Regions from separate parts of the Homo sapiens genome. Here regions 2, 3, 4, 5, 6 and 7 are each linked to region 1. A link is a contact called in ENCODE Hi-C or POLR2A ChIA-PET data. All regions are on one chromosome and are shown on one strand. The core of a region is the stretch at or near the end of the contact, and the rest is flanking DNA. Distances in the headings are between cores, read along the strand shown. Region 1 holds the start of KDM4A (lysine demethylase 4A). Region 2 holds the start of YBX1 (Y-box binding protein 1). Region 3 holds the start of C1orf50 (chromosome 1 open reading frame 50). Region 4 holds the start of SVBP (small vasohibin binding protein). Region 5 holds the start of ZNF691-DT (ZNF691 divergent transcript). Region 6 overlaps SLC2A1 (solute carrier family 2 member 1). Region 7 holds the start of ERI3 (ERI1 exoribonuclease family member 3).

The links. A loop is a pair of places that touch in the nucleus more often than their neighbours do. ChIA-PET counts read pairs that join two places held with the same protein, here RNA polymerase II (POLR2A). Pooled maps may share reads with other maps.
Region 2: a map of naive thymus-derived CD4-positive, alpha-beta T cell shows a loop between it and region 1 (17-fold over the local background). The contact joins the promoter of YBX1 here to the promoter of KDM4A in region 1. A Hi-C loop is called at or near these places in 1 of 168 maps with a recorded cell type or tissue (naive thymus-derived CD4-positive, alpha-beta T cell), 2 of 37 single-sample maps with no recorded cell type and 10 of 50 pooled maps. POLR2A ChIA-PET finds 5 or more read pairs at or near these places in 4 of 52 experiments (CD4-positive, alpha-beta T cell, SK-N-SH, activated B cell and 1 more).
Region 3: a loop to region 1 is called in a map of CD4-positive, alpha-beta T cell, with 7 times the contacts of the local background. The contact joins the promoter of C1orf50 here to the promoter of KDM4A in region 1. A Hi-C loop is called at or near these places in 1 of 168 maps with a recorded cell type or tissue (CD4-positive, alpha-beta T cell), 4 of 37 single-sample maps with no recorded cell type and 10 of 50 pooled maps. POLR2A ChIA-PET finds 5 or more read pairs at or near these places in 7 of 52 experiments (CD4-positive, alpha-beta memory T cell, CD8-positive, alpha-beta T cell, GM12878 and 4 more).
Region 4: a loop to region 1 is called in a pooled map, with 6 times the contacts of the local background. The contact joins the promoter of SVBP here to the promoter of KDM4A in region 1. A Hi-C loop is called at or near these places in 1 of 37 single-sample maps with no recorded cell type and 6 of 50 pooled maps. POLR2A ChIA-PET finds 5 or more read pairs at or near these places in 3 of 52 experiments (OCI-LY7, PC-9 and T-cell).
Region 5: a loop to region 1 is called in a pooled map, with 15 times the contacts of the local background. The contact joins the promoter of ZNF691-DT here to the promoter of KDM4A in region 1. A Hi-C loop is called at or near these places in 2 of 37 single-sample maps with no recorded cell type and 10 of 50 pooled maps. POLR2A ChIA-PET finds 5 or more read pairs at or near these places in 1 of 52 experiments (activated B cell).
Region 6: a pooled map shows a loop between it and region 1 (13-fold over the local background). The contact joins the enhancer-like site here to the promoter of KDM4A in region 1. A Hi-C loop is called at or near these places in 1 of 37 single-sample maps with no recorded cell type and 9 of 50 pooled maps. POLR2A ChIA-PET finds 5 or more read pairs at or near these places in 1 of 52 experiments (activated CD4-positive, alpha-beta T cell).
Region 7: a loop to region 1 is called in a map of CD4-positive, alpha-beta T cell, with 4 times the contacts of the local background. The contact joins the promoter of ERI3 here to the promoter of KDM4A in region 1. A Hi-C loop is called at or near these places in 1 of 168 maps with a recorded cell type or tissue (CD4-positive, alpha-beta T cell), 1 of 37 single-sample maps with no recorded cell type and 8 of 50 pooled maps. POLR2A ChIA-PET finds 5 or more read pairs at or near these places in 1 of 52 experiments (activated T-cell).

Annotation. Positions count from the first base shown.
Region 1 is chr1:43,648,547-43,652,356 of GRCh38, forward strand. KDM4A (lysine demethylase 4A) reads left to right here and starts at 1,603. Exons shown (of 22, transcript NM_014663.3): 1 at 1,603-1,706. RefSeq lists a silencer at 1,370-1,489.
Region 2 is chr1:42,680,248-42,684,057 of GRCh38, forward strand. YBX1 (Y-box binding protein 1) reads left to right here and starts at 2,171. Exons shown (of 8, transcript NM_004559.5): 1 at 2,171-2,484; 2 at 3,156-3,219. The coding sequence starts at 2,319. It also overlaps a transcript of PPIH not described here. RefSeq lists an enhancer at 1,827-1,876 and silencers at 2,317-2,516, 2,707-2,816, 2,927-3,076.
Region 3 is chr1:42,765,300-42,769,109 of GRCh38, forward strand. C1orf50 (chromosome 1 open reading frame 50) reads left to right here and starts at 1,950. Exons shown (of 5, transcript NM_024097.4): 1 at 1,950-2,091; 2 at 2,210-2,325. The coding sequence starts at 2,013. P3H1 (prolyl 3-hydroxylase 1) reads right to left here and starts at 1,729. Exons shown (of 15, transcript NM_022356.4): 1 at 1,208-1,729. The coding sequence starts at 1,672. RefSeq lists an enhancer at 988-1,107 and silencers at 1,368-1,477, 2,098-2,237.
Region 4 is chr1:42,815,333-42,819,142 of GRCh38, forward strand. It overlaps SVBP (small vasohibin binding protein), which reads right to left and starts at 2,065. Exons shown (of 3, transcript NM_199342.4): 1 at 1,858-2,065; 2 at 1,099-1,248. The coding sequence starts at 1,212. It overlaps ERMAP (erythroblast membrane associated protein (Scianna blood group)), which reads left to right and starts at 1,790. Exons shown (of 12, transcript NM_001017922.2): 1 at 1,790-1,921. RefSeq lists silencers at 939-1,008, 1,569-1,768, 1,919-2,208.
Region 5 is chr1:42,844,685-42,848,494 of GRCh38, forward strand. ZNF691-DT (ZNF691 divergent transcript) reads right to left here and starts at 1,730. Exons shown (of 5, transcript NR_186083.1): 1 at 1,573-1,730. It overlaps ZNF691 (zinc finger protein 691), which reads left to right and starts at 1,929. Exons shown (of 4, transcript NM_001242739.2): 1 at 1,929-1,973. ERMAP (erythroblast membrane associated protein (Scianna blood group)) reads left to right here. Exons shown (of 12, transcript NM_001017922.2): 12 at 1-307. RefSeq lists enhancers at 1,466-1,735, 1,896-1,965.
Region 6 is chr1:42,922,542-42,926,351 of GRCh38, forward strand. It overlaps SLC2A1 (solute carrier family 2 member 1), which reads right to left. Exons shown (of 10, transcript NM_006516.4): 10 at 2,812-3,810. Among named protein-coding and RNA genes, the nearest start is that of SLC2A1, 34 kb to the right of the region's middle. RefSeq lists enhancers at 726-845, 1,502-1,631, 2,052-2,141. Within about 2 kb of position 1,775, at least 39 of the 41 ENCODE cell types and tissues checked have a DNase peak (open chromatin) inside an H3K27ac peak, as active enhancers do.
Region 7 is chr1:44,353,176-44,356,985 of GRCh38, forward strand. ERI3 (ERI1 exoribonuclease family member 3) reads right to left here and starts at 2,082. Exons shown (of 9, transcript NM_024066.3): 1 at 1,717-2,082. The coding sequence starts at 1,851. RefSeq lists a silencer at 1,817-2,046 and enhancers at 1,916-2,416, 2,317-2,366.

The DNA.
Region 1 (3,810 bases), core at 353-2,852:
GTGTCCTGCAAGTTGGATTCTTCAGACTCGGCACTTTTGTGAGCCACTCAGTATAATCTATTATCTAATACTGTCGATTACCTTACTGGGTAAGGGCAAAAACCCCTATTGTGAAAGACTTGTGGCTGCGTAGCCAACGGCCATTCTTTTTGAAACAGTCATTTCTGTTTTTGAAACTATTTTTTTTAAAGATTTTTTTTTCAGTAGGCATGTACCCAGCCTGAGGCATAAATCATGATTGGTCCATAGCATTCTATGAAATATGTTCTTTTTGCCAACATTCATTAACTCTCATCTTTACAAAATTTGCAAGGCATTATTTTTTCCATTTTATTGATGTGAACTCCCAGGCTCAGAGAAGTTACTAGTTTTGAACACAGGCCTGACTCCATATAGCTCTTTCCAGGGCACTACCCCATTATTCATCCATGGTAATTCTGTATATTTTTTTATGACTCTGGTTGTGGGTATTTTACTTTCCTACTTGACCTTCCCCACTACCCTTGACAATCTGGGAATTCCTTAAGGCGACTCACTACCCCTCAGGAACCGCTCCTAATGACTTCTAGGAAGCCCCCTCGCCCTCCAGAAGTGCCTCTTCTGATTCCCAGGATGCCCCCCTCTCCGCCCCAAGAGCTGCTCCTAATGATCCCCCAAATCCCCGCTCACTGAGGAACTGCTTTTTTTTTTTTTTTTTTTTTTTTAGACGGAGTTTCACTCTTGTTGCCCAGGTTGGAGTGCAATGGCGCGATCTCGGCCCACCGCAACCTCCGCCTCCCGGGTTCAAGCGATTCTCCTGCCTCAACCTCCGGAGTAGCTGGGACTACAGGCATGCAACACCACGCCCGGCTAATTTTGTATTTTTTTTTTGAGTAGAGACGGGGTTTCTCCATGTTGGTCAGGCGGTCTCAAACTGCCGACTTCAGGTGACCCGCCCGCCTCGGCCTCCCAAAGTGCTGGGATTACAGGCGTGAGGGACCACGCCCGGCCAGGAATTGCTTTTTAATGACCCTAAGGAGAGCCTCCCTCATGGTCTGTCCTAATGACCCTCAGGGCAGCTTCCCTTCCCTGTTCAGGCTTGACAGCGAATGAGGGGTTTCCAAGGCCACGGGATTTTGTTTTGAAAACCGAGACACCCAGGACAAACCGGGACAAGACGGTCATCTTTTCAGCACTCCCTGAGCTCGGAAGCTGCCCCTAAGGGCCCCGACACATTTCCACGTTAGGCAAAGAGGATACTCATCCCAAGAAAACTTTGGCCTATCCTTTCGTTAGCGACATCCTATAGTAACCTCACCGCCCTTACCCATCTACCGGACCGGCCCACTTCCAGGTACTAGCTTCTTTCAACCCTGATTAGTTATGGGTGACCAGGAGCCCGCCTATGATTGGCCAGCTTCGCGATCCAGCTAGAGGCTCACTGGCCGCGGTCCCTAGTGGTACAGCGTTTCCTCCCGGCAACAGCCCGAGCCGGCGCTCATAGGCTGAGCACACTGAGGTCGGGACTGGGAGGTGGCTGCGGCGCGTGCTCATTGGCTGGTGTATGGCTTGCAGCCACCCTTGAATTGGTTGACTCTGTACGGCTGCGCAGATGCCGACTTTAGAGGAGGCGGAGTTTCGGCCTTCGCCTGCTGGAAAAGCAGTAGGATCGGCCAGTGGCGACAGCAGGAGCTGAGCCTAAGCCCTGGCGGGGCTTTGGGCTGTAGGTGAGAACTATAGGGTTTTGGAATTCTCGAGGATCATTGCCGCTGTAGCAGTGACCGTGAGTTTTGGTGGGGGAGGGGCGGTGGGGGTGGGTCTTCCAGCGGTGAGTGATCGGCATGTTTCTCGGCCAATAGGAGAAGGAGCTTCCAGAATGGGTTCTGAGATTGGTCCTTTCCAATCTTCAAGGCCAATGGACCTCGGGAGAGGGGGGCGGGTCATCTGGGCCTTATTTTCTTCTTCCTGCGGCCGAGCTTCACTCGCCAAGGCGGCGGGGCCGGGAGGGGCCGAACCTGTGCGCGGTGAGGTTCGGGGACGGTGGGGAGCAGGGTGCGCTGCCTTTGGAGTGATGCTCGCGGGAGCGGCTGCGAGGGAAGGGTGCGGGAGTCCGAGGGGGTTGTTAGCAACAGCTAGCTTTATTGAGTGGGTAAGTACCGGGCCTAGTGCTTAGTGCTTCGCTTGCATCATCTGAGCTAATCACAGCGACCCTGCAGGGCAGGGGGTTGGGATCCCCATTTTACAGGTGGAGAAACTGAGACTCAAGTCAGCTCACACAGCCAAGGTCACATAGCTAATAAACGGCAGAGACCGGATCTGTATTCAGAGTTTTGACTTCGGAGCCGGTGTTCTTGAATCTCTAGGCTTTGTTACTGATTGGGAGGGAAGGTGTCATGAAACGGGAGCTTTCCCCAGGGAACAGATTTGGGGGAAGGGAATCCTAGGGTTGAAGAAGGGATGAACAATTGAGGTGAGGGTGAGGAAATCAGTTTTTCAACAGTTACCGATTGCCTACTCTGTGCCATGCATTGTTCTAGGCATACAAAGATGAATAGGGGCAGAGGCTGATGAAGCCCATTAGGGCCCCTTTGAAGGCCCGGGGAAGGGCCCCAACATTGTATTCACATGATTGTATGTTTTTATAAAATGTGCAAAAGTAAGATATTTTGGATTCATTTTTCTTTTTAAGAGGGTCTTCAAAATTAAATAAACTTCGGGTTTCTCCACACTTGGAGCTGCCCTTGCAGAGGACTTAGTCCAGGTGGAGATGAGTATGTAAGCAGTATAGAGCAGTGGAAGGTGCACTTAAGAGTGGGCTGTGGGCAAATTTCCTGGTATGTAAAACAGGGAGAACAGTATACCTGCCATGCAAAGTTTCTGCCAGGTTCATGAAAAGCGCCTGTTTAGAAACACGCCTTATTTTTGATAGGAAGCCTAGGAGATACGGGTAACTGGATTTGCCTTCTCTCCTACCTTACACAGTTGTGCTCCGTGTTCTGCTCCCAGGCCTGTAACTAGATTTCTGGTGGATTGGAGGCGCTTTTCTCCTTTCTGAGCTCTCCAACTCTCAAAGAGAGTCTTGGAGCTGAACCGCCATACCTTTGGGCCCCAGATAGGGGGTACGGAACTGCTGGACCCTCAGTGAGGAGGGTGGGTAAAGGAAAGGACATACTGGTGTTCCTTCTAGAATGGCCTATTTTCATTGATATGCTTTGTCTTTTTTCAGTTGAGGTGGTCTATTGCGTTACCGAGCTGTGGGGATGCACCCACTTAGCTGAAGTTCTCATCTAAAAACAAAGTATTTATTTTGCTTTCTCCAATCAGTTATGAAGTTTTCCGTGTATTGCCAGTTTAAATTTTGTCCTTTGAGTTCTGGGTACAGTGCAACTGAACTTGTCTGTAGCTTGATTTCATTAAGTACTGCTGAAACTGCATCTTAGTTTCAACAGAACAGTTTCACTTTAGGGTTTTAAAATTATGTTACTAATATCAAAGGGCTTTTAAATCATGTTACTAATATCAAAGTACTTTTGAACCCTTAAGTTTTGTTATCTTGTAGCCACGTAACTTTTATTAGGTATCTGGTTTAGCTGTGCCCTAGGGAGGAGCCTTGGCCTCCCAAAGTGCTGGGATTACAAGGCGTAAGCCACCGCACCCAGCCATGGGTGGCTTTCAAGTTGTAGTGTATTCTGTTTAATACTCTGAAAAGTGATTAGCAAGGTGTTAATAAGGGAGTAGCTTGAAAGGATAAGGGTAAAATATGGGCATTTTAGCTGTACTATTAGGACCAACAACTAAATAATTAGTTTCCTTTTTTTAGCTGAAACAATT
Region 2 (3,810 bases), core at 921-3,420, 970 kb before region 1:
GAAGCATGTTTACTTGGCTGGAGAGTTGCAAGTGTCTATTCTGTAGGGCCCTTGTAATATTTCACCATCTCCCTTGTCATCTGATACACTGAAGCAACACTTTTAACCAATTTCTATTTTCATAGAATTCAGCTGTTTGCTACCTCTGCTCCTGCAGTATCCTGCAGCCAGTAGTTACAAGCACCTGGAAGGTTGGACAGGGAATACAAGAGAAGACTCTAAGACTTCTCTTAGAAGTCATAGAGTCCAGTAAACCACATTATGGAATCTGGACTACCCTAAGGGTAATAGTAGTCACTGGAAGATTTTAAGTAAGACAGTGTCATGATCAGATAGATGTTCTCAAAAGAACTTTCTGGCTGTTGTGGTGGGTAATATTAGAGTAAGAAAGAGGTAGAGAGGTGTGGTTAGTAGCCAACAGCACTGCTCTATGCTAGGGGTCAGCCGACTACACTCCGTTTTTCTGTGGCTCATGAGCTAAGAATACAAATGGTTTTTAAAATGTTTAAATAGTTGAAAATATGTAAAGATTCGTGTCATGTAAAAATTAAGGCTGTTTTCAAGCTCCAAACCTGAGTAGTAAGTCAGAACCATATGGTCGGCCAAGCTTATATTATTAACTATTTGGCTCTCACAGAAAAAGGTTCCTACCCCTTGCTCTAAGCAATTGGTGATGATGGCCTACAGTAGTGACAGTAGGAATGAAAAGACTCTGAATTGACATTTAGAGGGTTTAGGACTGACTCAAGAACGCCTTTAGGAGGTGGAACTCACAGGCCTAGACGGCATTGGTAGGGGTAAGGAATACTGCATTAGCCTCCTAACTGCTTTCTCTACTTCCATTCCTTGCCCCTCTGCAACCCATTCTCCACTCCGCAGCCATTTTTAAAAAGATGCCCCTCCCTACTTATGACTCTAAAATTGCTCTTCTCACTCTTCCCCTCAGGATATATTTCCAATTAAATATACCTAAGTGACTGCCCACCTCTGCAACCCAATGTCACATTCGAGTCTTACTGAACTACTTGACTGCATTTCCCGAGATCTCACCTCTTCTCGCCTGTACCCTGTGCGCGGAAAGTCAGCCCTCCACCTTCTCCCTGCTTCCACTCCCAAAATACTTCGTGGTTTTGCAGCTCTGGAGTATTTACCGTGTTGGCTGTTTAAATTTCTGCCTCCATCAGAAGGCAGAAACTGACTCGCGAACTATTCCATCCCCAGCCGATAGTAGACGCTTAAAAAAGAACGAAAGAAGGTGGGTGGAGGACTTCAGTAACATCAGGTGGCAGCCTCAATTTTATCGTTTGTGAAACGTGGATAGTAATCCCTCTATCACGTGGCTGTTGCAGGAATAAAGTGAAAAAACAAAACAGGCTAGCTTGTTCAATAAATGTGAGTTGAATTAAATCTGATTTGTGGTCAGTAGAAAAAGATGTGAATACTTGGAAAGGAAGACACATTTTTTTAAATATATGCCTGGTAAAACGGATCAGAAGGCAGGTCCCCATGGAGCACACCCTCGCCCTAAACATGCTGAACCCGGGCTGCCATAGCCTGCGTGGTCCCTCCAAGGTGACTGCTCCGACAAAAGGGTACGCTCTTCAAACGCATACGTTTAAGGCAATTCCAGAAACCCTCGGCTGTGCCGCGACTACACGGCCATTAAAGAAAAGACGACTCTATGCCCGCCGTAATGTTCTCAGATCACAGGGACCGTATTTGGAGCTGGGAGGGAGGGAAGCCTTTTCTTCACGGGGGGCTAAGGCGTCTTCGAGCCCCCTTCCAATCCCGGGTCCGGCCGGGTAATCCCTGCCCAGCGTTCGGGCGTGCCTTTTTTTCAGCCGAGACACAACCCTGAACGTGGGGCCCGCCAGCCCGGCGGCTGCCTCGTGGAAGTCACGTTCCTTCTGCCCGTCCTCTCGGGTACTCTATGGTTTTCGTGGCCGACTACTCTAATTCTAGTTCCGGTCTCTATGGCGGCCGGCGGAGGCAGGAACGGTTGTAGGTCGACTGAATTAGCCGCCAAAGGTCCAATGAGAATGGAGGACTGATAAAATATTAGCCAATAGAAGCTAGGGATTGGGGTCAGGTGGGCAGATTGACAGTACCACTGGCCAGTGAACAACGCCTAGGGCGGGTCGCTCGTAGGGCTTATCCCGCCTGTCCCGCCATTCTCGCTAGTTCGATCGGTAGCGGGAGCGGAGAGCGGACCCCAGAGAGCCCTGAGCAGCCCCACCGCCGCCGCCGGCCTAGTTACCATCACACCCCGGGAGGAGCCGCAGCTGCCGCAGCCGGCCCCAGTCACCATCACCGCAACCATGAGCAGCGAGGCCGAGACCCAGCAGCCGCCCGCCGCCCCCCCCGCCGCCCCCGCCCTCAGCGCCGCCGACACCAAGCCCGGCACTACGGGCAGCGGCGCAGGGAGCGGTGGCCCGGGCGGCCTCACATCGGCGGCGCCTGCCGGCGGGGACAAGAAGGTCATCGGTGAGGACCGGACAGGGACGGGGGTGGGGCCCTCGGGCAGCCCAGCAGCGGAACCGTTAGCCGGAGCTGGGCGAGCCGGCGGGCGCGCGGCCGGTGGGCACCGACTCCGCGGCGCGCGGCCGCCCATCCCCCCCGTCCCCCCCTCACTCCCTCTCGCGGGGACCCGCCCGGCAGGCGCGCGCGCACTGCCTCCCGCGCCCCCTGTGGACCCCGCGCGGCCGCGCGCCCCTCCCCCTGCGGCCGCGCGCCGCCGACCGCGTGTGCGACGGGGTCCCCTCCCCGCCGACCGGCCTCGTGCGCTCGGGCCCGCACGCCGTTGTTCGCGTCACCCCCACCCAGCTCCCTTCCGCGTGTGCTCGGAGGGCGCGGCGCACCGCCTACGCAGGCCGGAGCGGCTTCCCCTTCCCTCACGTGCTCTCCGTCCGCGGCCTGCGCACACACCCATCCTGGGGCCCGCGCCCCGGGCCTGCCCTGGAGCGCCCCGCGCTTCAGACTCACCCACGTGTGCGGCGGCGGCGGCGACTGCGTGGCCCCGCACCCGGGCGGTGGAGAGAAAGGGCTGTCAGGTGGCCGCGGCGGCCGGCGTGCGAGGGACCGGATGCCCAAGCCGGGCGGATTTGGAAAAGGATAGCTGGTAATCGTGGCTTGTTTTGCTTTGTTTTCTTTTCCAGCAACGAAGGTTTTGGGAACAGTAAAATGGTTCAATGTAAGGAACGGATATGGTTTCATCAACAGGTGAGCTGCCGGGCTCTGAAGCCTCCATCCCACCTTCTTGCTTGCTTCCTGCTCTGTCGGCTTCTCGGGGCTTGGGAAGCCCCAATCCACAGCTCTGTTCTGAAAGGCGTTTACTACCTCTGGTGTATTAGTATGATTTTTTGTTGTTGTTGTTTTCCTTGATTAGGGATTAGTGGATCTAGAGAATGCCTTTGTTTTGCAGCTAAATATTAATTTGAAGCTAACTTAAAAGGCTTCGTCACAGTACAAAGCAATTCAAAAGGCAAGCGGAGTGAATGAGCCATTCCTTAACAGGGTAAACGGGAAACTACGGTCCAGTACATTTTTATCCTTGTCATCTTTTTCTACTTTATTGAACTCGGTATTTGAGAATGTGATCCACTGACATCGGATATTTATACATTGTTAACGTTTTAGGGTAAGAGGATTTGACTATATGAGGTTTTGTCATCTTTACCGAGAGGTTGTATTGCCTTTGTTTCACGTTTCATTTTAATACCTGAGATAAATTTTGTCTTAGCACAGCTTTGACCAGAGAGAACTGTTTTTATTTGCTCATCCAGTAAATAATATATTTACAAGAAAGTGGTT
Region 3 (3,810 bases), core at 700-3,199, 880 kb before region 1:
CCTCTTCTTTGAAGTCTAATTTCTCTGAGATAAAGCTAGAGTCTCCCTCCTTTGTGCTCCCGCAGCCCTAAGTATATGCCCTTGCAGTAGCCCTTACTACAGTAACTCTTAACAGCAAAGCAAGACAAAGCAAAGACGTTAGTCGAGCATTTAATTACTTGTACAAGAACTGGAATGCAGTAGGTATGCAATACATGTTTGTCAAATAGTTTTAGAAAGTGCTATGATGAAGCGACATAACCAAAGACATAACGCAATTATTTTGATTTCAAGTCCAGCGCTCTTCCGAGTAACTAGGAAAAATGAGGGGAACTGTGTAGGCAGAATGCTGTGGAGGGGTGGAAATCTGAGGTCCCCAAGAGTCTCTAAGTGTCTCTTTAGATCGAATCGAAGGTCTTTTAAACAACAGATATACCAGATATAATGCACAACTCTTTCTCCCCCCACCCCCAATACAGTGGGACTAATAACAGCATCTACCTGACAAGATATTATGAAGATTAGGGCAAATGCGTTAATAAATGCAAACTGCTTAAAATAGTGCCTGGAAGTATGTGCTGGCTATCATCATCATCATCATCGTCACCATCACCACCACCAAACAAGCCTGGAACGCTCCAAGCCCAAGTGTACACTTGGACACATGGCACTCTGGCATTCCGAAAAATACTCATTTTCTTTGTAAACCTGGCAGACTAGCCAGAGGGTCCCCCCCCCGCCCCCACACACACACAGAAAGGGCCAGGCAGCCCCTGCTGGCGACGTGGCAACCTCACATCCTGAAAGAGAGCTGCTGAATCAAACAGCAGGAAAAGCACCACTGGAAAACCAACCGGAAGGGAGATATTGTAGACCGCTACTAGCTTCTCACTCGGACACTTACAATGACATCAGAATGGGAGACCCAAACTGCCGCTTTAATTCCTTCCAGGAGATTTCCCAGGGAACAAAATGGCCATGAGTTTTGCTTGGCCTGTGCCCTAACCCCAGGCTGGACCTTTGGGGTTAGCATCTGCCCATGCGAACTGGGCGAGGAAGGTCTCCTGCCAGGGAGCAGCTCTCCCCGGCTCCGAGGAGAGCTCCCCAGCCAGGAGGCCACTTTCCCCTCCCTGCGGACACTTCCCCGATCCCCCAAGCTCCTCAGGTCCCCTGCAACACTCCTCTCCCCAGAAGGACCCCGGCCGCCTGGTTCCAGGCAGGTCTGCACCTTGAAGTAGGCGACCTGCAGGTAGTTGTAGGGGCTCCGCTTGCGGAACTCCAGCTCCATCTCTTCGCTGAGCGAGTGGGCGGCCGGCGGCCCGAGGCAGCGGCGCAGGCAGGCAGCGCGACGCAGAAGGCCCCCGAAGAAGCTCAGGTCGCGCAGGGCGGCGGCGCCCGAGGCCTGGGCCGGGCTGGGGGACCAGTCGGGGTCCAGCTCCCACGGGAAGTCGGCGGCACACTGGGTGCGGCAGCGCAGGCGAAGGGCGCGGAGGGCTGCCCGGGAGCGCAGCGCCCGTTCCATGCTCAGGACCACCCCGGGCCAGTCCCCGCGCGCGTAGGCTGCGGTCCCCTCGGCGAAGAGCAGATCAGGCGTCACCATGCCCCATCCTGCCTCGGACTCGACCTCGGCTTGGGAGGCAGCGGCCACGACAGCCAGCAGTGTGGTCAGCAGCTTCAACGCGCGTACCGCCATCGCTCCCTCAGACCTAACGGAACCGCCAGCCACCCGCCACCAAGGCCGGAGTCCTACCCCCGGCGAAGGCCCGCCCCCGGGCGAAGCCCCACCTTCCAAGCCGGGCGGCGCATGCCCACGAGGCTTGCACCGCCTCTTTTCCTTTCAGTCAGCCCGGATCCCCCCACCGGCCCTCAGCGAATCCCGGCGCGTCAGCCGGAGCCCCGCCTCCGAGCTCAGGCCTTGCTCAGTCGAACTGACGCCCAGTAGACAAGAAAGACGGAAGCTCCGCCCACGCGCCTTTATGCGCAGGCTCTTCCTACTCGCACAGCCCAGGGAGTGGGGAGGATAAGGCGCTGTCATGGAGGACGCCGCCGCGCCGGGGCGGACCGAGGGGGTCCTTGAAAGGCAAGGAGCGCCGCCAGCTGCAGGCCAGGGAGGTATGCGGGGCGGGAGTCAGCAGGGGGAAGTCAGCTCCCGCGAGGCAGCCGGTCTCGGGGCTCCGCGGGAGGCCGACGGCGGGAGCTCACGGCTTGTGTTCCTGGGTGTGTGTCGCAGGAGCCCTGGTGGAGCTCACCCCGACCCCCGGCGGCCTGGCCCTGGTGAGCCCCTACCACACCCACCGGGCCGGGGACCCCTTAGACCTCGTGGCGCTCGCAGAGCAGGTGCAGAAGGTGAGGAGGCGCGGCCGGGGCAGCGAATAACCATCTTCGTTCACGTTGTACTCTGCGTCTTTCGGCTCAGACCTCACTACCACCTATGGTGGGGGTGGCATTTGCTCTTGTCTCCATTTTACAGACGAGTAAAGCCGACTGTCATTGTGAGTCGGTGGCCTGATTCGAATGACCTTCTGGGACCAAAGGTTCCTCTAACTGCAACTTGAGTGCCCATAATCTTCCTTCGTGGGAAGGTTTACACAACACTTTAGTGTTCATTATTTCATTTGCACCTTAGGACAGCCTTGTGAGGTAGGCAGTACAGAGTTATTCTTCCCATTTGACACAAAGAAAAGTTCTTCGGGAAGTTTCAAGGTCCGCTTATTTTAAGCTGCTTCCCATAAGATCTTTGTTACCTGAGAGTTTAAACATCTTCTAGCAGGGCAAGGACTCCAAGTTTAGTCCTCATTAAACACAGTATTCCCAAGCCCAGTGTTTATATATGGATGGCCAAAATAAGTCAAATAAGGAGGAAATGTGAAATAATGGAAAAAACACTGGAAGTTTGGACACATGAGTATTAATCCCACTTTTGATACTAACTTGCAGTGCGACTTAAGGCAGATTACTTCTCTCTGGACCTCAACTATTTTATCTGTGAAGTGAAAGGTTTGAAGTAGTAGAGCTCCAAGATCTAAAGTTTTGTCATTATTCAATGAAAAACCAGATTCCTTCTTATCTCTTATCAAGACTTCCAGTTGTACACCCTCTTCAGTGTCCACAGATGGAGGGTCCTGCTGTTTTAAAGATTATCATGGCCCCTTATCCCTGTATACACTATCAGATTTGGCCTTGATTATGTTCCAGGGTCTTTGCTTTGCCCAAAATTATTTAATGTGCTCAAATTCCCTCACATCTCTTTTTTTTTCAATGATCCTAGAAATCCTTCGAATCCTTTTTTTTTTAAAATTAAGAAAAATTCAGATACGCAGAAAGCTCCTTTAATTCAAAACTTGGCTTTCTTCTTTTTGAAGAGCTGGGGAGCAAAGTGCAACTTTTATTTATTAAGAGAATATGCATCTAGTTAATCAGATTACTCTTATTGGGAGGGAGGTTGGCAGGGACAGAATCTTGTGCACACAACGTATTCATGTGCTATTGAATGACTATCGTGTTTATTACGATGGCCTGAACAGATGGAAGAAAGAACACAGTTTTTGTCTTTCATCCTATAATCTTATGAAATACAGAGGATGCATTATTATGCTGCCTCTGTTTCCCCAATACAATCTGTATTTGAGAAGCTGAAGAAAAAAAAAACTTTAGAGACAAACAAATTGAATCAAACATATTAACTATCTAAAATGTACTTTTTGGCCAGGTGCCGTGGCTCACACTTGTAATCCCAGCACTTTGGGAGGCCAAGGTGGGTGGATCATTTGAAGTCAGGAGTTCGAGACCAGTCTGGCCAACATGGTGAAACCCCGTCTCTACTAAAAGGTG
Region 4 (3,810 bases), core at 815-3,314, 830 kb before region 1:
GTTGTGCACAGGTACCCTAGAACTTAAAGTATAATAATAAAAAATAAAAAATAAAAAGAGACTCCATCTCAAAAAAAAAAAGCAATGTGGCAATGTCTAGTAAAATTGAGAATGTACCCAGTAATTTTTCTAGTTAAATAACCTACAGAAATTCTAAGGCAGGTGCCAAAGGAGACACCTAAAAGCTTTTCACTACAGCAATGTTTGTAATAGCAAAAAATACTATAAATAATTTAAATGTGCATCTCTGTAAGAATGAATAAATATACTAAGTAAAATGGATGCATAAAATAGACTATTATAAAAATTAATGAGAATAAACTAAATTCTTATATTGGCATGAATAGTTCTAAAAAACAATGTAAGCAAAATGCAAAATAAAATGCAGGAATTTTATTAATGTAAAAATTTAAAATACTACTGTATATTGTTCAAGGATATCTATTAATATATTTGAATGTAAAAGTATAAAAAAAAGTAGTTGTCCATGGAGAAGTAAAAGGATGTAAGACAGGAAATGAACAAAGCAGACAGATAAACAAAACAAAGAGGGAAAAAGAGACCAGCAAGATTTTCCCTGACATTAAATACTAAAATAAAATACTTATGTCTGTATGTGGCTCAATATTGGCAGGGTAAAGTTTAAAGCTTTTTATTCTCAAGTTGATTGTAATCGTTGAGAGAACAAAGGAACACACTGGTGAGTTTAAAGCTTGGGCCTCTACCTGGCATGAGTAGCTGCTTTCCGCACCAAATCCAGAACATCTGTACTGGGGGTGTCTGACACTTGCGTGCTCTCTCTCATTCTGACCCCTTCTTTCCCCTTACATATCATTTTTTTTCCTTTCTTCCTTCCCTTGGGTCTCTTACCACAAAAGCTCCGCACCAGACTGGGGTTCTGACACTAACTTGGCATGTGATTCTGGGCTGCCACCTCACCATTCTGAACCTCAGTGTTGTCCCCTCTAAACCTGGGAGAACACCCATCCTGCCTGGAGGCAAGTATGGCTCGCTGTCAGTTCTCCTTTCTGCTGTTTCTCTATTCCAGCATCATCTCCAGCAGACTACAGGCATACAGAGCCTCCGCCTTAATCTCACCTCTGCTCTTTGTCTCTGCTTCAGCTCCTGCTGGGCTGATTTCTGTTTGGCCTTCTCAACTCTGCTGACAGATTCTTTAACTTTGGTTTTTTCTTTACGTGCAGGTGGATCCATGGCTTGACTTCTGGATATTTCTTAGGAGGCTCTGATCTGGGTGGTACAGAAAGAGGCAGATCTTCAAAACAAAACAAAACAAAAAATACCCTGCCAGTTACTCCTCTAATCCTTTAGCTCCGCCCCATCCTTTGCCAGGTGAGGCAGAGTGGTCTGGTGGCAAGGGCGCTGGATGTGGGGGAGTAGGAACCGAGTCCCAAGGCCACAACCTCGCTGGGTGTCCCTGGGCAAGTCTCCTCCCCACTTTGAGCCTTAGTTTTCTGTCTGCAAAATGGGTTAAGTGTTTTCCTGGCCTCCCTCCAGGAGCTGCTGTGTGCGGGTGAAATGCAAAGACCCCTGTGAAAGCGTTGCCCACTGTGCGGCGTGCGGCACCCAGCGCGGAACCGTCCTAATGGGACGCTGAGACCCAGAGGGCGCCCAGGGTTTTCCCACTGCGGCCGGCCTAACTCCGCCGCAGCAGCCGCTCCTGGGGCCAGGGGGCCGGGCCCCATAGCCAGCCGGGCCCGCCCCCCACCGCCCGGCCCCCCGACCCCGCCCCGGCCCGCCCGGCCCCAGGGGACGGCCCCCGCCTCCTGCCCTCTTCCCTCTCCTGGAGGAAAATGGCGGTCGCTGGAGCCGCCGACCAAGAGGCTTGGGAGTCTGTACCTTTCCCGACCGGGCCACTGGAAGTTGGAGCCTCCGCCGAGTCGCAGACAACGCCTCCGGGAGGGTAATCCTCGCCTTCCCCCGACCACTGGACCCAGCGCTGCCTGCCCACCGCCCCTCGTCCTGGGCGGGGCCGCGCGCCGGGGGGAGGGGCGCAGGGCCGAGCGCCAGGAGGCTTCCGCCCGCAGGAGCGGCCGCGCGTGCGCAGAGAGGATGGCTGGAAACCCGCGTAGAGGGCGGGGCGGGGCAAGCCGGTGCCGGGGCGGGGCAGGGGCGGAGCCACACCGGGGTGGGTGGTGGTTACGGCTAACCAAAGCTTTTTCCCGTTATATTTTCTGCAACAGCTACTAGGTTTTAGAGGGTGAGATCCGAATCCTGGAATTGGAATTGCTCAGAATTCGAATTCCGAGGCTCAATTTCTTAATTCGAAAAGTGGGGATTGATGATTGCCACCTTCTTCATTCATGAGTTTATTGGGAGGATCAAGTGAGATCCCGTTTGCCACAGTGCTTTGAAAAAGGAAATCTTGACAGAAGTACCAATAGCCAGTATAAATACAGAGAACATTCACGTTCAACTGATTACCGAGGAGATGTAAATTAAAATAGCTGGCTGTAATTTTCCAGGTATTACATTAGCAAGGATTGACAAAAATGATAATAGCTACCTTACATTTGGGCTTACTATATTCCAGGCACTGTTCTTACAGCTTCACATTTATTAACTAATTCCTCATAATAAGTGTGTATAATGTATACGTGTATATTATTATCCCCATTTACACATAAGGGAACAGAAGCATTGAAAAGTTAAGTGAGTTGTCCCGGGTCACACAGCTTCTAAGTGCTGGAGCAAATATTTCAGCCAGGATTCATAGGACAATGGCCTTATCCAAAGTAAAACCCTGTTTGGGTCCACTATTTGTTCCTCTATCAAACTGGCAAGAATTGAAACAACTGATAGATGCTAAGCAAGCAATGAACTCAGCCCAGATGGACACACGCTTCCAGTCAAACTGTAAATCGTTAACAGCCTTTCTGGAGGTCAGTTTAGTACTAGGTATCAAAAGCCTTAAAAGTGAGCACAATGCCCCAAAAAGACAAATACTGCATGTTTCCATTCATATGAAGTATCTAAAGCAATCAAAGTCTAAGAAACAGAAAGTAGAATGGTGACTGCCAGTGGCTAGGAGAGAGGGAAAAGAGGAATTGTTTAAAGGGTATAGAATTTTAGGTTTGTAAGGTGAAAAAGTTCTAGAGATCTACTGCACAATGTTTATTTTTTATTTATTTAATTTTTAAAAAATAGATGGGGTCTTGCTCTGTCACCCAGGCTGGAGTGCAGTGGTGTGATCATAACTCACTGTAACCTGGGCTCAAGCAATCCTCCCACCTCAGCCTCCAAAGTATCTGGGACTACAGGCACACACCATCATGCCTGGCTAATTTTTTAAAATTTTTTTGTAGAGATGGAGTCTCACTGTGTTTCCCAGGGTGATCTGGAAATCCTGGGCTCAAGTGATCCTCCTGCCTCAGTCTCCCAGAGTGCTGGGATTACAGATGTGAGCAATTGCGCCCAGCTTTTCCAAAATTTCTACAGTAAACGTTTATACTTTAGCAATCAGAGGAAAGTACATTAAATGTCTTTTTAAAAACCCTATACAAATGCTGATTCGATTATTATTAATAAAAGTAACCAAGTCAGAGTCTATTTCAGAAATCTTGATGTAGTACTGGTATTTTACATTTGTGTCACATGGTATGGTTTATAACGTTCATATAAGCTATGAACTAGATTACAGCTGAAGACACGGCAGGACCTTTAGAAGCCAGCTAAAAACAAACCAGCTATAGGGAATGGAGGAGTGGAAAAGCCACATGGAAGACTGGAAAAGTAGTGGTGCCACTGAGCCACTGTTGAAAGTGGAGAAGGTGTGATGAGTTGGTTTGGGAA
Region 5 (3,810 bases), core at 480-2,979, 800 kb before region 1:
CTATTAGGCAGGAAGAATTCTCTTAGGGCAGAGTTAGCTCTTTTGTTCTATTCAGGCCTTCAACTGATTCAGCAAGGCCCGCCCACATTTGGGAGGACAGTCTGCATTACTCAGTCTACTGATTTGAATGTTAATGTCATTGAGAAACACCCTCACAGGAACACTCAGAATAATGTTTGACCAAATAGCTGGGCATCTTGTGACCCAGTTAAGTGGATACATAAGATTAACTATCACAGTGACTCAGTGGAATTTTTTGTTTGCTTTTGTACAGTTTTAAAATAAAAGTTTGGTATTTGTGTTTTGGTATGCTGTTATTTTCATTGTGAATGAGGAGTTGTGGGGAAGGTAAGAGATTGGTTTCCAAAGAGCTTTGAGTCCCCCAAGGCAAGGTTTAGCCACCGTTCATACTAAAGCCATAGTTTTATTCCTGAGTCTGCTCTCTAGTATTTTATTTTATCAATTTATAAACAAATAGTGTTCATAAGGCACACATATTTCACTCAACCATATTCAGTTCCAAACATGCATTCCTGAATATCCCAATCTTAAAACTAACTCACATTGTCAGCTTGTGGAGGCAGAATACATGCATACATATACACATACATACATGAATATACATATAATATACACACACATATGCATACATACACATATACACATGTATACATGTATGTGTATATACATATCTGTACTACATAGGTGTATATATATGTATATGTATTTAGCATGTATGCACGTGTATATGTATACACATATATACATATGTATGTATAATACATATTCACACATGTATGCATGTATATACACATGTATACATTAGTATATGTATATACACATGTATGTGTATTATACATGTATATATGTACATACATATCAGTCTACTGATTTGAATATTAATGTCATCAAGAAATAACCTCAATATATGTATGTATTATAACCTTACAACTATATAAAACATACATACATATATATGTATATATGTATACACATACACATGCATGAGAATATATGTATGTATATATAATATCCTCACAGTAATTCTGCCAGGGATTTTATGGGGGAGGGAGTTGGTACTCCAAATGGCTAGGTGGTAGAGCCAGAGTTTTATACTTGGTTTATCTAGCTCTGAAGGCAATGCTCCTTGTTCTTTGCACTGAAACATTGTGCAGATACGAGAAGCCTGTAGTTTACGTATTTCATTAGCCTTTTATTATTTTAAAAAATAAAACCTGAAAAAAAAGACCTAGTCCTGGATACTTTGGTGATCTTGTTGTGTCTGGATTGACGAACACGTGTCAGGCTTAATTAGGGATGCACGCGGAACCCGGGAAAATCCCTGCTCAGGGGGGCTGGAAGACCTGGAGGTTGATCCTTGAACAGGGTACTTTTAGCTTCTCCGATAAGGAGATTGGGTTATTTTATCTTTAAACTCCCTTCCAGCTCTACCCTCCTTTGATTTTAAGTTATAAACCTTGAGTGAGGTGCCAGACTCTAGGCTTCGTTGGACGTCTACAGGACGGTCAAGGATTACCAACTCAAAGTAAAGAAGGAAATTTGAGTACTTGCCCCCTTGGAGGTTGTGTAGGTTGGCTATACAGATTCTACAACTTCCCAGACGAGTGGCCCTGAGACTTGGGGCTGAACGCGCGAGCACGGAAAGAAATCCCACCGTAGGACGGAACCCAGTCTCTTCAGCTCCATCCTAAACTTCGCAAGTTTTCTCTGAGTCTACGCGCTTCCTTAGGACTACAACTCCCAGCATGCCACGCCAGCGGTCAAAGCTTATTGGTGGTCCTGCCAGGTCGCTTGCGTTGTGGCAGTCATGGTAGCCAATGGAAATAAAGAATTATCCCAAGAAACCAATCCTGGAGTAGTAGGGCGGATCCTTCCTGGGTTCCGGCTCCGGCTCCAGCTCCTTCCCTCGCCTACAGAGGCGGCGCTGTCCCTGATCGAGCGGCGGGAGCGAGGTGGGTCCGGGTTGGGCCCGAGGTCGCGGGGGGAGGCGGACACGACTTCGCGGGAAACTCTGTACACGGCCACTTCCCTCTCACCGAGGATCTGGATGCTGCTGCTTTGCTCCCTGGACCGAGTGGGAAGCCAAGGGGCCTTGTGGTCCCTCCGCCGCGACCCTCGCCCTGGCCCCCGGCCCACGCAGCCAGGTGGCTGTCCCCAACCCATTCCCCGGCCCTTCTGTTGGGTTTGAGTATACAGCCTTCCTGCCGCTGACCATACGTTTAGGATCAGCCCCTCCTCCTCTCCCACCTCTCTGGCCCCAAGCCCGCCGGCAATCTCTGAAACCAGCTCTTGTACCCTTGGACCTCCGCCATTGGCTTCTCCCCGCCCCGCAACACACAACTCAGCTCTTGGGCCCTGGCCTGTGACACTTCTGGCAGCCTTTGCTTCCTCTTCCCTGACCGTCTCCTGCGACCCTCTGACTTCCTTGGTCCTCCTGTATCTCTGACCCGTTATCTAGCTTCCCTGTACAATTACCCTGTTAGCACCTTGCTCTTGGTCTTTCATAGCTCCTCTCTCCTCTTCCTCCCTGCAGCCCTTGACTTGGCCCCAAAGACCTGTAACTTCGGACCTCCATACCGCACTATGGCTTGGCCCCTTGCCTTTAACCTAGGCGCTTCACCTTCATCATCTGTGATCACTAGCCCCATCTTCTTGGCTCTTAACTTCTTAGACCTGGCCCCTCCTCCACTTCTCAGCCCCTTCCACCGTTGCTTCTCTCTGTGCAGCTGAGCCACCAGGAAGACAAAGCCCAATAGACCCCTTTTCCCCCCAGATCTCTGCAGTGTGATATGAAAGTGCCTCTGTACTTCAGCTGCACTGTCTTCTCAGTAGGTAGTTGCCTCTTTATCTCTGCAAGTCCCAGTCTTACCCATCCTGCAAACCTTAGGTCAAATACCTACTCCTCCTTGAAACTTCTCAGCCCTGATTTCATCAGGGAGATACATCTGTATCATGTGAACTTCAGTGGTACTGTTTTTATTTCCTTCCTTCCCGTCTTCTCTCCTTTTTTCCTTCAGTAATAGTATAATGGTTAAAAGCACTGACTTTGAAGTGATGGGCATAGGCCCCAGTTCTGCCACTTACTTGCTGTGTGCCCTTGGGCAAGATACTTAATTTCTCTGAGCCTCAGCTTTCTCATCTCTAAAATAAGGATGATGTGAAGTGAAATTAGATGATTCATATATGGTCCTTAGTCCACAGCTTAGCACTTGATTCGAGCTTTAAAAAAATGTTAATAATGTGCCAGGTGCTGTGTTAGACACTGAGGAGTGGGTACAAAGGTGACTAAGGCACAGTTCCTGCCCCTGTCCCCTGAACTTAACCTTCTGCATTGTATGACAATTTCTGGAGTTCACGGTCTGTTTCAGTACACTGTATCACAAACTGAGTGGTAATCATAATCCTAAATCCTTTTGCTCTTACATTGACCTAGCATCCAGCCCCGGGTAGAGCTGGAACTTGGTAAATTATAGGTTCTCAGAATAGCAGTTTCGGAAGTGAGTGGAGGCTGAATAGCTCATTGCGTAGAGATACTGTAGCTGTAGGTCAGATGGGAGCAGGGCAGGGGGTGGGGGATGGGATGGTGGCGTGAATTAAGATCACATCCTGTCACTTATACATTCAAAAGACATTTGAGCACCCAGCTTTATGCTGCAGAAGGAGATTACTAATATGACCCAGTCCCTTTCCTCAAGTTGCTTATAAACTACTAATAGAAACAGACATGTTCTACTAGTAGTTGCAAACCACTATAAGCCAAGCACAAGATTCTGTGACTGCATAAAGGAG
Region 6 (3,810 bases), core at 525-3,024, 730 kb before region 1:
AGCAGTGCAGGAATCTTAAATCAGCTATTTCTGACTCCAGAAACCATATTTTTTCCAAGACCCAGCACAACTGAGGAGAAAACGTGGCAACAAGTGTGTACTCAGTTAGGTAATGGTTCAAAGAATTGAGCAAATGCTTCATAGAGAAAGTGACAGCTAATTTGGTATTTTGATATCAGATAATCTTATGGAGAGACCAAAGGCAGACCAGGAGAAAGGGGATTGAACAAAAAGTTTTAGGGTGAGGAGTTGTCCTGGGAACATAGAGTACATCAAGCTTCACTGGAGATTAGGGTGTGGAAGGAGTGTATTGGAAGATAAGGTCTGCAAAGGCCAGAATGTGGTTAAGGAATTTGGGCTTTATCATGAGAAAGTGGGGAGTATTAACCCACAGAATAATGTGGTCAGAACACATTTTTAGGAAGATCATTTGGGAAGCCAGGGTCAGGGTTACCAGATGGATTTGTTGTAGTAGGACCAGTCAAGGGTTCCCTCCAAAGCAACGTAGTATCTCTGAAACCCTGAAAGTGTGAGGTTAAACCCTGCCCTGATCAAAATGTTCACAAAACAGCCACTAGTTGGCAGGAATGTGCCAATGAATGGATGAGCCAGACTCCCAACTAGCAGCTTCTGTTCTCTCACTCCTTGAGCTGTGGTGGGGTGTGATCACCTAGTGGATAACAGGAGTAGGTGGGAGGGCAGTCTCTTCGGAGGAAACTTCAGAGGCCCAGAGGAGAAGGAGAACGTGATCAGAGAACAGAGTGGATGGATGGCTGGAGGATAGGGTTGGGGTTGAGTGGGGGCAGTGGTGAGGTCGAGAGCTTGATCATGAATGACTTGAATTTTCAGGTTAAGAAACACAGACATTATCCTGAGAGAAATGAGGAACCCAGGAAGGTTTTTAAGTAGGAGAGAGACATAACTAGATTTGAATTTTAGGAAGATCATCGATTGCAGTGTGGAGAATGAGGAGGAAGCAGGAAGCACAGAGATCAGTGAGAAGGCAGTTGCAGTGATCCTGGGAGAGGTGATGAGTGGCCAGCAGTAGGCCCAGCAATTGCAATGGACAGACGGACCAGAACTGTAGGAGACTTATGAAATAAAAATCACAGAATGAAAAAGGGGTCATTAAAAATGTAGTTGACAGAAAAGAATGATATCCTTTCCCTATTATTAAATACATCCTGAATTGTCAGATCGTCTACCTAAAATTGCACTGTAAGAATTCAGATTTCAGAACTTCTTGGCTTCTAAATTCTACTTCATTCATTCAATAATCCTGACCAGAGTCTGTGGTGGGAAGTGGGGACCAAGGAATGGCTCAGTCCTGTTCCTGCGGCAGCTGCCCTACCCCCCCAACCCCCGCCCTCGTCCCCGCCCCCGCCCCCAATGTGGTGGAAAGACACTCAATTCCGGTACAGCGTGGAGAGCGCTTTGATGGAGGAAATACAAGCCGATGTAGTGTTCCCGGGAAAACCTGATCCAGAAGGCTTCCAGGGAGAGGAGATTTTGCGCCTAAGATTTCAAATGAAAGATCTCATAACACTGTCAGTGAAACAACTAAGCACTGCTGGGAAAAGATGGTGGCCTGGAGAACAGTCCCGTTATCTATTTACCCCTTTTCGTCAGAAACCGTAGACGTCACCTTACGCGGGATAGGAACCCGGGTGAGCTACGTCCCCAGGGATGCCCAGCGATACACAAGTCACCGTCACCCCCTCCAGAGTAAACCGCATCGCCTGGCAAGCAGGCGCCCAGGTCGTCCCCAAGGGCCAGCGCCTGGAACCGCCAGGGTGTGATTGGTGGAGTCTTGGAGCCCGCCCCTCGTCGGGCCCAACAATGCGCCTCTGATTGGTGGAGAAACCACCTGGCCCCGCCCATCCCCAATCGTGTCCGTGCGCCGCCGGTGGCCCGGCTTAGGGGACCGCTGTGAGGTCTGGAGAGGATGCGCCATCGACCCCGGCAGTAGGCGGCCGAACCTTGGCCCCAAATCTTCTACCCCGGGGTGGATTGCGGCCCCTAGAGGAAAGGCGTCAGGGGACCGACCGGCAGCTGTGCCGTCGCGGCACTCTGGACCACGCTGAGGGCGGGCCGGCTTCCCTGCGCCTGCGCTGACATTTTGCAGTTTGGGAAATGGCGGTGCTCGGGGACGTCGATACTGACCCAGGGCGGGAGGCAGCTGCGAGTGGATTGTCGGGCCTTTTCAGACCGGGGTCTGAACCTCTGGGCCGGGGCGGGGCTCGGGTGCTGCCTGGCTCTGCCAACGTTCTGGGCCCTCGAGTGTGAATGAGCTCCGCCCGCCATCCGCCTTGTAGTCCTCGCGTCCGGCCACCGGCGCGGGGCTCCCACCCATCCCCACCCCACCCCACCCCACCCCACCCCGTCTGTTTCCTTTCTGGTCCAGTGGGGACAGCCCTGAGTGAGCAGCGTCGTAGGAGTAAGATACCTGGGCCCCCGGCCTCTCCTTCTTGCCCTGCCCCCGCACCCCCTCCCGCACGGGGACCCGGATAACTCCTTTCAACAGAAGTCTTTTGGGAGCACACGATAAGGCTTCCTTTCATCTGGCCTCAGCCCTTCACCAGTTAACCGCCCTGTCCCCAGGCTCAGGCAGGGCATATTCTTCGCAACCTGCTCTTCTTTGTTGAGATGCAGATGGATGTCCTCATAGATTCTTTATACCTAATGGTAATACATATAGGTATTTCCATTTGCTAAGTACCAGTTTTCCTTTCTCACACCCTTCTTACAACCCCTCTTCATGTCAGGGAGAAAAAAGCCTGCCTGTAGTTACAAAAGCAAACTTCTCCCAGATTTTGTCAGCTGAGCCTCTAGAGACAAATATCTTTGGTGTTTTATTTCCTCCAGTATTTTCTGAGTGCCTGCTGTGCATCAAGCACTGTACTGAATAGTGCTGAGGACCCACAGGAACCAAATCGGCATCTTCTCATGAAATTCAGACTAGTGGCAGAAAACTGGACTTGTGATGAAGGAGCAGATGAAGTGCTCTGGAAATTCAGGGGTGAAGGAGGAGGATGAGCTGTCTTTAGAGATGAAGCAGTAGTATACAGAGGAACCAGAGGGGGCAATTCCAAATGAAATGAACACAGGGCAGCTTGACAGCTCATTGGGCCCATACAAAGAACGTGGTTCATTTTGTGTGTGTGGGGAGGGGTGCAGGAGGTGGGTGGAGTTAATGGAGTAGTGGTTGTATGGTACCATTGTTAAAAGCAGGTGTTTTAGCTTATTCACTGTGCGACTTCAGGCACATAACCTCTTTGAGCCTGTCCAATAAAGGTACAGTATTTACTTCACATTCAAAATAATGCATTTCAAGCCTGAGCATCACGGCTGGCACAAAACTAGTGTTTTTTTGAACACCAACTATCAAATATGTGATAGAAATGCCTTGAATGTCAAGATAAAGAATGTATATATTCTCTGGGTAACAGGGATCAAACAGATTTTTGAGCAAGAGGACACTGATGAGAGGTACGTGTAAGGGACTGGATCCTGAGTCGAAGTCTAAGCCGTTGCAGTGGTTGCAACCCCACTTACTTCTGTCTCACTCCCATCCAAACCTCCTACCCTCAATCCACAAGCATTTCAAAACCATGTTTCTAAAAACCAGCCATTTATATCTGTTTAGGTAAGTAACAGGAGTGAGGTGGTGTATTTACAAGTTGGCTTGTCCAGATATACTATAACTTAGTGTCTGTATTTAATATTGACAACCAAAAATATATATAAATATCTTGCATCTATACACAACAGGGCAGGAGTCTCCATGTCTTCTTGAGCAGTGAGTTTGCA
Region 7 (3,810 bases), core at 832-3,331, 710 kb after region 1:
AAGATAGCTATGAAGTGGTGCCTCTGGGTAGTTTCAGAATCCTAGTCTAGTCAAGGAGGAAGACACTGGTAAGGCTGACAATATTCAGAACTAAGGAACTAAGGCTGGGCCAGGACTGGGGTAGGGGTTGGTTGCCACAAATCCACAAGCCATACTGAAAATGGCCACATAGACTAGGAAACACTTTCAGGATAGTTCCAAGCCTGCTTCAAGCTCTAAGAAAGTCAAGGTAACTAAATCCCAAGTCAAAACATCAATAGATACCTATCATCCTTTTCAACTAATTCATATCCTCCAAAGGACCAGAAGTTGCAGAGATGCCCCTGTTAGTGATGTCTTTTGCATAAAGAAACACCTAGGGTTGGAACTAATATATTCCTGTCTACCATTCCACACATTTAAGACTTTCTTCTACTCAGATCCCCTGGGAAAAGGCCACTCACCAATTTACCCCACCACAAAGAAAACACTTTTTAAAATGAAAGGGAATAAAAGCACTTTTATTTGGAAATTTCAAGTTGGAAGAAAAGCTCTTAGCCAAGCTCTATGACCTAGCTAGCTGATTATTTACAGGATCTTTGGGCAGGAATTGTTAATGAGCTTTTAATTTGGAGTGCTTAAGTTGCCAAAGTGCTCTGAGCTCCAGTGAAGCACCACAGAATCTATAAAGGAAACCTTATCAATCACTTCCCGGCAGCTCCCTTCCCCCAACCCCCACCTCCTGAGGAAAAGGCAGCCAAGTGGGTTTCTAACCAGGATCACAGACACACATTAGTGGAGTCACACTCCAAGTCCCTGTTTATAAATTGGCTTTTAAATGGTAGGAGATTCAGGTATAATAAACTAAGCTCCAAGCAAGAACCCACTAAAACAAGGCATGCTGTATATGATAAAGTCAGAATAAAGCAGAATTTGATGAAGCCAATTTCTGGAAGAAACTCTACAATCAAAACTCATTTAGCCACTCACAACCTACTATAGTTTGAATAGCGTACACTCTTTTAGCCAATAGGATTCATGTTTTGCTGCCCTTCCGCTGGGAGACTGATTAAATGTCTGACAAGAGTAAATGCCATTGAAGTGGCCAGAGACCTCTCGCAGACACAACGATGGGCACTATTTGTTGCAAAATCCAGCTCTAAGGACAAAATCCAAACCCCCATTGAGGGGCCCCACATCCAGCATCTTCCAAGTCAACAAGGAGCAGTTATATTTTGCAAGAACTCGCAGTCAAGCCTCAATCCAAGTTCATGCTTTTTTTAAGAAAACACCTGTTGCTGGACCATTTGCAAGACAGGCAAACAGAAAGCTAGCCAGGTTAGGCCCTTATTCACTCCTTCCACCATCACTACTACCACCGCTTCAGATTTACAAAGAGGTAAACTGCTAACCTGGTGTGTGGGCATGTGTTGGCGAGAGGGTCAAGGGAATGTTCTACCCACAATCTCCATGCTCCATTTCTAGCCTCTCTAGTCAAACCTTTTTCTTCTCTAGTAATCCCAGTAAGTCAACCCCCTTAATAAACTCACCCATCCTGTCTTGCAAAGCTCTGCCCCGCTCCCCCTCCGCCAGAACATTACTCAGTAGATTAAGTAAGCATCCAGGGTAAGCACATGGGCCAGCACCCCAGGTTGCATAAATTCTGCGCACCGCGACCCTCACCCCGCATGCATTAACCAGGGCCCAATCTTGGCGGGGCCATTCAGCATCACCCACCCCGGGGTGTTGCCCCCAACTCGGGCCCATCCAAGTCCAGGGGAGAGTAAGGGGAGGGGCGGGGGGCCAGGAGACCAGCCCTCCTTCCCAGGGCCGCCCCCGCCCCCCGTCAGCAGCGGGAGAGGCTGTCGCCATGGCAACGCCCCCTCCTCGGGGCCAGCGCGGCAGGCTCCCTCCAGGTGCAGGCCCCGACGTCTCCCTCGGCCTCAGCAAGCGCTCAGGGCAGTTGGCGGCGGCGGGCGCGGCCCGCGCCGACTGCGGCGCCGGCCAGGCAGAGGCAGGGCCAGCTCCGCCCGCTCCCCACCGCCCGTTCCCGGCCGCCTGAACAGCGGCAGCCAGCACCACGAGTCCACAACACACCGACTCACCTCCGCGCACTCTGACCCCGACCGACGCGGCGGACGGGCGGGCGCTGTGGCCAACCGCTGAGCCCGCTGCCGACCCCTTTGACCAATGGGCTGCAGTCAGGCGGGGCTTCTTCTCCCCAAACGCTCGCTCTCCCGCCGACATGCGCGCTAAGGTATGTCAAGATGGTGACTCCCGGCCGCCGGCCTTATGGGACTTGTAGTTTTGACGTTGCACAAACTCAGAAGAGAAGACGGGGACGGGGACATCACTTCTGATCTGTGAAAGGAATTTTTTTAAAATGAAACTTTCTATGGCCTACAGCGATCTAACCAGGATCACAGACACACATTAGTGGAGCCCCCCATCTCCGTTTTCCCGCCCTCCAATATACCCGTAAGGTGAATGTGGGCTCACAACGTGACAGAATTCTATTTACATGACTCCTCATGATTCGTTCATTCAACAAGTAATTATTGTCATCTACTTTCGGATGTGGGCCTGGGGGAGACCTGAGACAAGGAGGGATTAAGCTAAGAGGAAAATGCTTAGATTTGTGAAGGGCCGTCCTAAGGAAGAGGGAACTGGCTTGTTCAGGTCCACTCAGAGGAAACTTCTGTTTAAAAGGTTTCTGGCCTCAGCTGTGAGGAGCTTCCCCAGTCAGTCTCTCCAGTAAGCTGGAGAGACCTGTGTTTCTTCATCCTGGTTATGCCTTTCTGGGTAGTCATGGGTCCCAGGTTATGAGCTGGGAATGATGGCTTTGACAGCTTCCCAATCGGTCAGGACCCCATCCTCTGGGCCCAGCTTCAGTTACCAAGCCCCTCTGTGTGCTGTCTGCATACTTACACTTAGGATGATGTCATTTCTGGGCCCTACCACCTCTGAGAGCGGACCTTACCATAACGGTTTCCACCTGAGCTGAGAGTGCCTGGTAATCCCCATATCAGGGAATGCCTTCCTTAATCCCACCCACGTCATAGGTTAGGTGATTCTGCTGTGGACCTATAGCATTTATCATATTGTCTTATAATTGTCTGTTTCCTTGTTGTCGCTCCCACAGGGTTTTAAGTCCTTTAGGAAAAGCATTTTTTCCATATTGTTCATGTTGTATCAGTAATACACCGCATAGGGCAGGTATAAAGAAGGCCCGCAATAAATGTCTGCGAACAAATGAGGGAATATCCAGCAGCAGGGACAGACTTATCCCGAGGTCAGTAAAGTGGAGGCACTATCCCCCAACTCTTGGAGCTGGAACAGATTCTCCTATTATTACCTACACATTAACCCCAGTTGGTCAGTCAGTCCATCTGTATTTATAGTGCCTCTCTTAAGTGTCAGGCACTGTTTCTGTTGCTGAGGATTCATTGATGAATAACGACACACCTCTATTCTCAAGGAGCTTTTAAATTGGAGAGGGAAGCTGGGTGTCGTGGCTCACGTCTGTAATTCTAACACTTTGGGAGTCTGAGGCAGGAGGATCCTTTGAGACCAGGAGTTCAAGACCAGCTTGGGCAACATAATGAGATTCTCATCTCTACAAACAAGTTAAAAATTAGGCAGGCATGGTGGCACGTGCTTGTAGTCCCAGGTACTCAGGAGGCTGAGGTGGGAGGATCACTGGAGCCTGGGAGGACAAAGCTGCAGTGAGCCATAATAAATAAATTGGGGAGGGGCTGTAGGAGGAAGAATAGATAATAAAACAAGTAAATATAAAAATAAGACAAGAGGCAGTGAGATAGCTTTGTTATA